Regions from separate parts of the Homo sapiens genome. Here region 2 is linked to region 1. A link is an interaction called in ENCODE POLR2A ChIA-PET data of the cell type or tissue named here. Cell type or tissue: A673. All regions are shown on one strand. Each heading gives the region's core, and the rest is flanking DNA. Links, peaks and the distances in the headings are about the cores only. Region 1 overlaps RGS3 (regulator of G protein signaling 3). Region 2 overlaps FKBP15 (FKBP prolyl isomerase family member 15).

What was found. ChIA-PET counts read pairs that join two places held together with the same protein. Peaks named below come from ENCODE experiments on the same cell type or tissue, not always from the same donor. Only the 100,000 strongest peaks of a DNase experiment are listed, where the experiment ranks them.
Region 2: POLR2A ChIA-PET joins it to region 1 with 12 read pairs; 1 of 35 experiments calls an interaction of 5 or more read pairs at or near these places.

Annotation. Positions count from the first base shown.
Region 1 is chr9:113,592,436-113,595,343 of GRCh38, reverse strand. It overlaps RGS3 (regulator of G protein signaling 3), which reads right to left. Exons shown (of 23, transcript NM_001394167.1): 20 at 813-914; 21 at 364-425. Among named protein-coding and RNA genes, the nearest start is that of RGS3, 130 kb to the right of the region's middle. In A673, for the core only: no CTCF peak of the experiment used is centred there; a DNase peak (open chromatin) is centred at 1,323; H3K4me3 peaks cover 1,566 bases; H3K27ac peaks cover 1,419 bases.
Region 2 is chr9:113,208,242-113,211,149 of GRCh38, reverse strand. All of the region lies in intron 2 of FKBP15 (FKBP prolyl isomerase family member 15), which reads left to right. Among named protein-coding and RNA genes, the nearest start is that of FKBP15, 12 kb to the left of the region's middle. In A673, for the core only: no CTCF peak of the experiment used is centred there; a DNase peak (open chromatin) is centred at 1,359; H3K27ac peaks cover 919 bases.

The DNA of each region.
Region 1 (2,908 bases), core at 278-2,777:
GAGCCCTGGGAGGAGCCGATGGGACCCTGCCCATGAGATGGCAGGCACATTTGGCGCCGTGAAAGCCCTCAGTACGTAGAAATGTTTATTCTTATTCTGGGAATATGGATCTGAGCACACAGGTCCCACGGGCCTCCGGCAGGCAGTGCCAGCTCACATGGACGGGGAGGGGCTGGCAGAAGCTGGCTCCAAGGCCAGACCAAGGGCCTCAGCTTGGGCTCAGCCCCTCCGCAACAGCAAGGACACCCTGACGGCCGAGGAGAGGGAAGGCGGCCTCTCTAGCACCAGCTACACAGGGTCTGGATGGGGGCGAAGGGGAGAGGGAGAGAGGGCACAGGGAGTGGGCAGGCAGGCCCAACTTACATTTGTGAACCAGCAGCTTCTCCAAGGACTCGCCCCACTTGAGGGCTTCCTCTGAGGTGGGCCTGAGGGGTGAGGGAGGAAACACAGTGAGGGCACTGAGAGGCTTGGGAACCTTGGGGGAAGCTGGGCCAGGCGGCCTTTGTTTACTGCCCTGGGCCCAGTCTGCAGCTGAGCCCAGCTGGGGCGCCCAGGAAGGAGGCCCACCCTCTTTCCCGGGGCCAGGGTCCCTTCCAGCCCCCATCTCCACCCCACCTAGCCTTCCCCCTAGGGCAGCTGCTCCCTGTGAGGGTAGCTGCTTGCCAGGTACCCAGCTCCCTCTGTGAAAGCCTGTCTCCCCCAGAGCTGGATCAAGCCGGCAAGCCCCTTCCCCTCAACCCTACCACTCAGTCCTACTCCCCGGGGAGCCAGTGAGTTCCCCAAAGGGTCCCAGGGTGCCAGGGAGGACCTACTTGAATGACTTCATCATTTTGTCTGCCTTGCCCGCGGGAGGGGCTCCAGGGGACTCATTCCGCCGTCTGAAGATCCCCAGCTTGTTCTTCATGTCCTTGGCTCTGGGGACAGAAGCAGAAAAGAGGGTTGCTCAGCCTGGCCCACTCGCCCCTGCAAATCCAGAGTCGGGAGAGCTGGGTCGAGGGCACCTACTCCTTCATCGTGTGTCGCCTCTGCAGGTTCCCGTTGCGAGTGAGGTACATGCCTCGGAGCATCTCTGTAGGGCCCCCCACCTTGGGGCCGCAGATTGGTCTGTAGGAGGCACCACTCTGGCTCCTGTCCCCCACCCCGCGTCCTGGGCAGCGGGCAGCAACGGTGCAGGCTGCAGCCACACACGCTCTCTGGAATCCTGGCCTGATGACTGGACTCCCAGGCACAAGCCGGGGCTGGGACTCAGACAGGAGGAGCCAGGAAATGGGAGGGACCAGGAGGGGGAGCGGAAAAAAAAATTCCTTCTGGCCAACCCTGAGAGGGAGCCGTGAAAGGGGCATGTGTCTGCAAGGGACAGCCTCTGGGGCCGCCCCGGCAGGAAGCCAGTCCCAGCTATTTGTGACTGGCCTCCTCGTTACCATGGCAGCAGGGAGACAGTGGTGGGGGGTGGGGGACAAGTCAGCAAATTGCTGAAAGGGAAGGAGGGAGCCAGGGGAGGCACTGCCCACCACCGGGGTGGCAGGACTGGCTATTTTTAGCCAAGAACCATTTTTAGCCTTGCCGGTCCCCAAGGAGGCAGCAGAATTCAGCACTGGGTGAAACTGCTGGCAAGAAAGGAGTTAAATGCCTCTTGCTCATGTTCGCCCCTCTTTTCCCTAGACCCCCTGTACAGGGCACCTCCCAGAGAATGGCTCCTGCCAGCCGGCCTCTCAGCCTCAGTCACCTGCATTGGCGACATCCAGTCATGAATATACAGCAGGACCCCAACATCTTAGTAGTTTTAAGCCTGAATAACTTCAGAAGTACAAGTCCTATAAACTTACAAAAACACCATTTTAAAGTTTAATTATTTAATGTTGTGTGCATGGTTTTGTGATTTTCGAATAATAAATGTTTCACTTTAAGTTTTGGTCTCCATCCTCCCAAAGATGGAAAATGCTGACTCAAACCAAAAATGAAAATGAAAAATTGATTATTCAAAAATCACATAACTAAAGACGTGCAAAAGAAATTTAATAATTAAACTTTCAAGGGGGTTTGGTAAGTTTGAAGCATTTATACTTCTGATGCTATTCAAGCTTAAAATGGCACTAAGACCTAGACACCCTGTCTAATGAAGGAGAGTCCTGCAGGGGAGGCTGATCCCAGGCTCTGGAGCTAGTCTTGGGTTCAAATCCCAGCTCCAGCAGTTACCAGCTGTGTGCCCTTTGACACGTTTCCTGATCTCTCAAGTTTCCTATCAAGGTTTTTTCTCTGTCAAGCTGTTTCCTCAAACAGAAGCCAGCAGGCCAGGTCTCCAGGTCCCAACCCCACCACTTTCTTGCCATGTAACTTAGCCTCTTTGCACAGTAGTTTATTCACGTGTAAAATAAGGGTAAGGTCAATAAGAAAGAACAGAACGGAAAATAAAAGTAGTGGTAAAGATTAAATTAGATTACATATGAAATACACACAGAACAGTGCGGGGCATAATAAACATTAATGGTTATTCTTATTATTACCGTAGATGTTCTAAGACTCTTCGTCTAAGCTTTTAAGAGTATGACCTTCAGAGGCCAGGCATGGTGGCTCATGTCTGTAATCCCAGCACTTTGGGAGGCCGAGGCGGGAAGATCACTTGAGGCCAGGAGTTTGAGAACAGCCTGGCCAACATGGCAAAACCCCCATCTCTACTAAAAGTACAAAAAAAATTTGCTGGGTGTGATGGCACACACCTGTAATCGCAGCTACTTGGGAGGCTGAGGGACAAGAACTGCTTGAACTTGGGAGGCGGAGGTTGCAGCAAGCCAAGATCGCACTCCAGCCTGGGTGACAGAAGGAGACTCTGTCTCCAAAAAAAAAAAGTGTGGGCTTCAGGCAATTCAAAAGGCAGCACCTACATTGAAAGGAGGCTAGACAGGGCTGC
Region 2 (2,908 bases), core at 269-2,768, 380 kb after region 1:
GTGTATTAGGGTTCTCTAGAGGGACAGAGCTAATAGAATATACGTATGTGTGAAAGTGAGTTTATTGAGGAGAACTGACTCACACGATCACAAGGTAAAGCCCCATGATAGGCTGTCTGCAAGTTGAAGAACAAGGAAGCCAGTAGTGGATCAGTCCGAGTCTCAAAACCTCAAAAGTAGGGAAGCCGACAGTGCAGCCTTCAGTCTGTGGCTGCAGGCCTGAGAGCCTCTGGCCAACCGCTAGTGTAAGTCCAAGAGTCCAAAAGCCAAAGAACTTGGAGTCTGATGTTCGACGGCAGAAAGCATCCAGCGCAGGAGAAAGATGAAAGTCGGAAGACTCAGCAAGTCAGCCCCTTCCACCTTCTTCTGCCTGCCTTATACTAGCCACGCTGGCAGTTGATTAGATAGTGCCCAACAAGATTGAGGGTGGGTTTGCCTTTCCCAGTCCACTGACTCAGATGTTAATCTCCTTTGGCAACACCCTCACAGACACACCCAGGAACAATACTTTGTGTACTTCAATCCAATCAAGTTGACACTAAATATTAGCCATCACTTCGGGAGGCCGAGGTGAGCAGATCACGAGGTCAAGAGATCGAGACGATTCTGGCCAACATGGTGAAACCCTGTCTCTACTAAAAGTACAAAAATTAGCTGGGCATGGTGGCGCTTGCCTGTAGTCCCAGCTACTTGGGAGGCTGAGGCAGGAGAATTGCTTGAAGCCGGGAGGCGGAGGTTGCAGTGAGCCAAGATCACGCCACTGCACTCCAGCCTGGCAACAGAGCAAGACTCCGTCTCAAAAAAAAAAAAAAAAAAAGCCATCACAACTGGCACTAGGATTGTGCCTTAACAGGTTAGATGGAAGGGTTAGCAGCCTTCCAAAAGTGACATGCCAGGTTGTGTATCCTTGACCAGTCTGGCTAAGCTCACCCCCAGTGGTGAGTGCTTCTCTAAGATCTGGGATCCTGATTTCTAGCAGCTAGATAGCGTGCGCTTTGTTGGGAACTGATGGAGAGGTTCGAAAGCAAGGCCTTCTGCCCCATATGGACACCGCTCTCCCAAACTCTGTCCAAGGCACTCTAAGTAGGCACTGTCCAGTGTTTTGGTGAGAAGGAAGACCTACTTTTCACTTCTTTTATCTGGACAGGTTAGCTGTAGGCTCCATCCTGAGCCTCCACCCCTCTAGGGCCCCACTCTAAGTCACCTCATTAGCATTGTCAAAAGATACAGTTATAACACATGGAGTTTTAAGATCTTAATTGGCTTTTATTTGAGATTCTAGAATTGGGCAACACTTCATTCTATAAAATGGAATGTTGTGATGAGCTGAGCAGAGGAGGTTGGCTTTATAGGCAGAAAAGTGCTGAAGAAAGCAGAAACAGAACAAAAAACAATTGGTCATTTCAAAGTTACTTTTGTTGTGTAGGTTAAAGCAGAGAAGACTTCCTTCCTTATCATGCTGGCTAAAATTGGATTATACAAAAGATGTTCCTACCACTCTTATCACTCAGGAAATTACAAGGGATTTGGGAGCAGTGTGTCAGGAACCAAGGACAAAGACCAAACATATTTCATATTATACCACAGCCTATAGGCCCTTTACAGAAAATGTTTGCCGATCCCTGCTTTAAATATTACCTATTACTTTAGGCAGTTTTGCTGTAGGTGCTTCTCTTATTCTCCAACTCATAACCTGGCCAGATTTCTAGTAGGCTATGCTTTTATATTTCCTGTGGCACATCTCTTCATCAGCAGTGTGCTTCAGAGTTAAAGTGGTTGAGTTAATGGGAGAAAAAGAAACAACCTTAGTTCCCACCCAATGAAAACACTTGGTTTTTTATTTTTATTTTTTATTGTACTTAATTTTAGAAACAGAGTCTTGCTTTGCTGCCCAGGCTGGAATGTAGTGGCTATTCACAGGTGCCATCACAGTGCACTACGGCCTTGAACTCCTGGCCACTGCACCTGGCTAACTTGATTATTTAAATCAGAAGACAGCAACTATGAGTTTATTACACTTTTAGCAGGGAGCTATAGAAGCAAGATTGCCTATACAGTTTTCTTTAGGCATTTACAAATAAATAAAGTAGCAATACAGAAGTCCCTCTCTGTTCAAGGGAATTTTTTTTTTTTTTTTTTTTTTGAGATGGAGTCTCGCTCTGTCACCCAGGCTGGAGTGCGGTGGCATGATCTCAGCTCATTGCAATCTCTGCCTCCTGTGTTTCAAGTGATTCTCATGCCTCAGCCTCCCAAGTACCTGGGACTCCAGGTGCACCCACCATACCTGGCTAATTTTTGTATTTTTAGTAGAGATGGGGTTTCACCATGTTGGCCAGACTGGTCTCAAACTCCTGACCACAAGTGATCTGCCCACCTCTGTTTCCCAAAGTGCTGGGATTACCTGTGTGAGCCATCTCGTCCAGCCTGAGGAACAGTTGGACAGGATGTAACCAAACCTTAAATTTTTTATACTCCTTTACCCCATAATTCCATTTTAAGGAATTTATTATAAGAAGATAACTGGAAGTACACACAAAAATGTTGCATTTTAATTTATGTGTTTCTGTATTTTCTAAGTTTCCTACAATGCACTTGTACTCTATAATCAGAAAAAAAAGTGTTAATACAGAAAAAATCAAACGAGTTCTTTCAAAATATAAGTTCTTGCATGTCATGTCCGCATCAGTATTATCTCACTACTCTTCCATCACATTCATATAGTGAGTATAAATGTGATTTACTCTTAACATGGTATTTGAAAATGTTAGTGTTACTCTGTAGTCCCTTTTTTTTGTTGTTTTTTTGTTTTTTTTGAGACGGAGTCTCATTCCATCACCCAGGCTGGGGTGCAGTGGTGCGATCTCAGCTCACTGCAACCTCTGCCTCCCAGGCTCAAGCGATTCTTCCT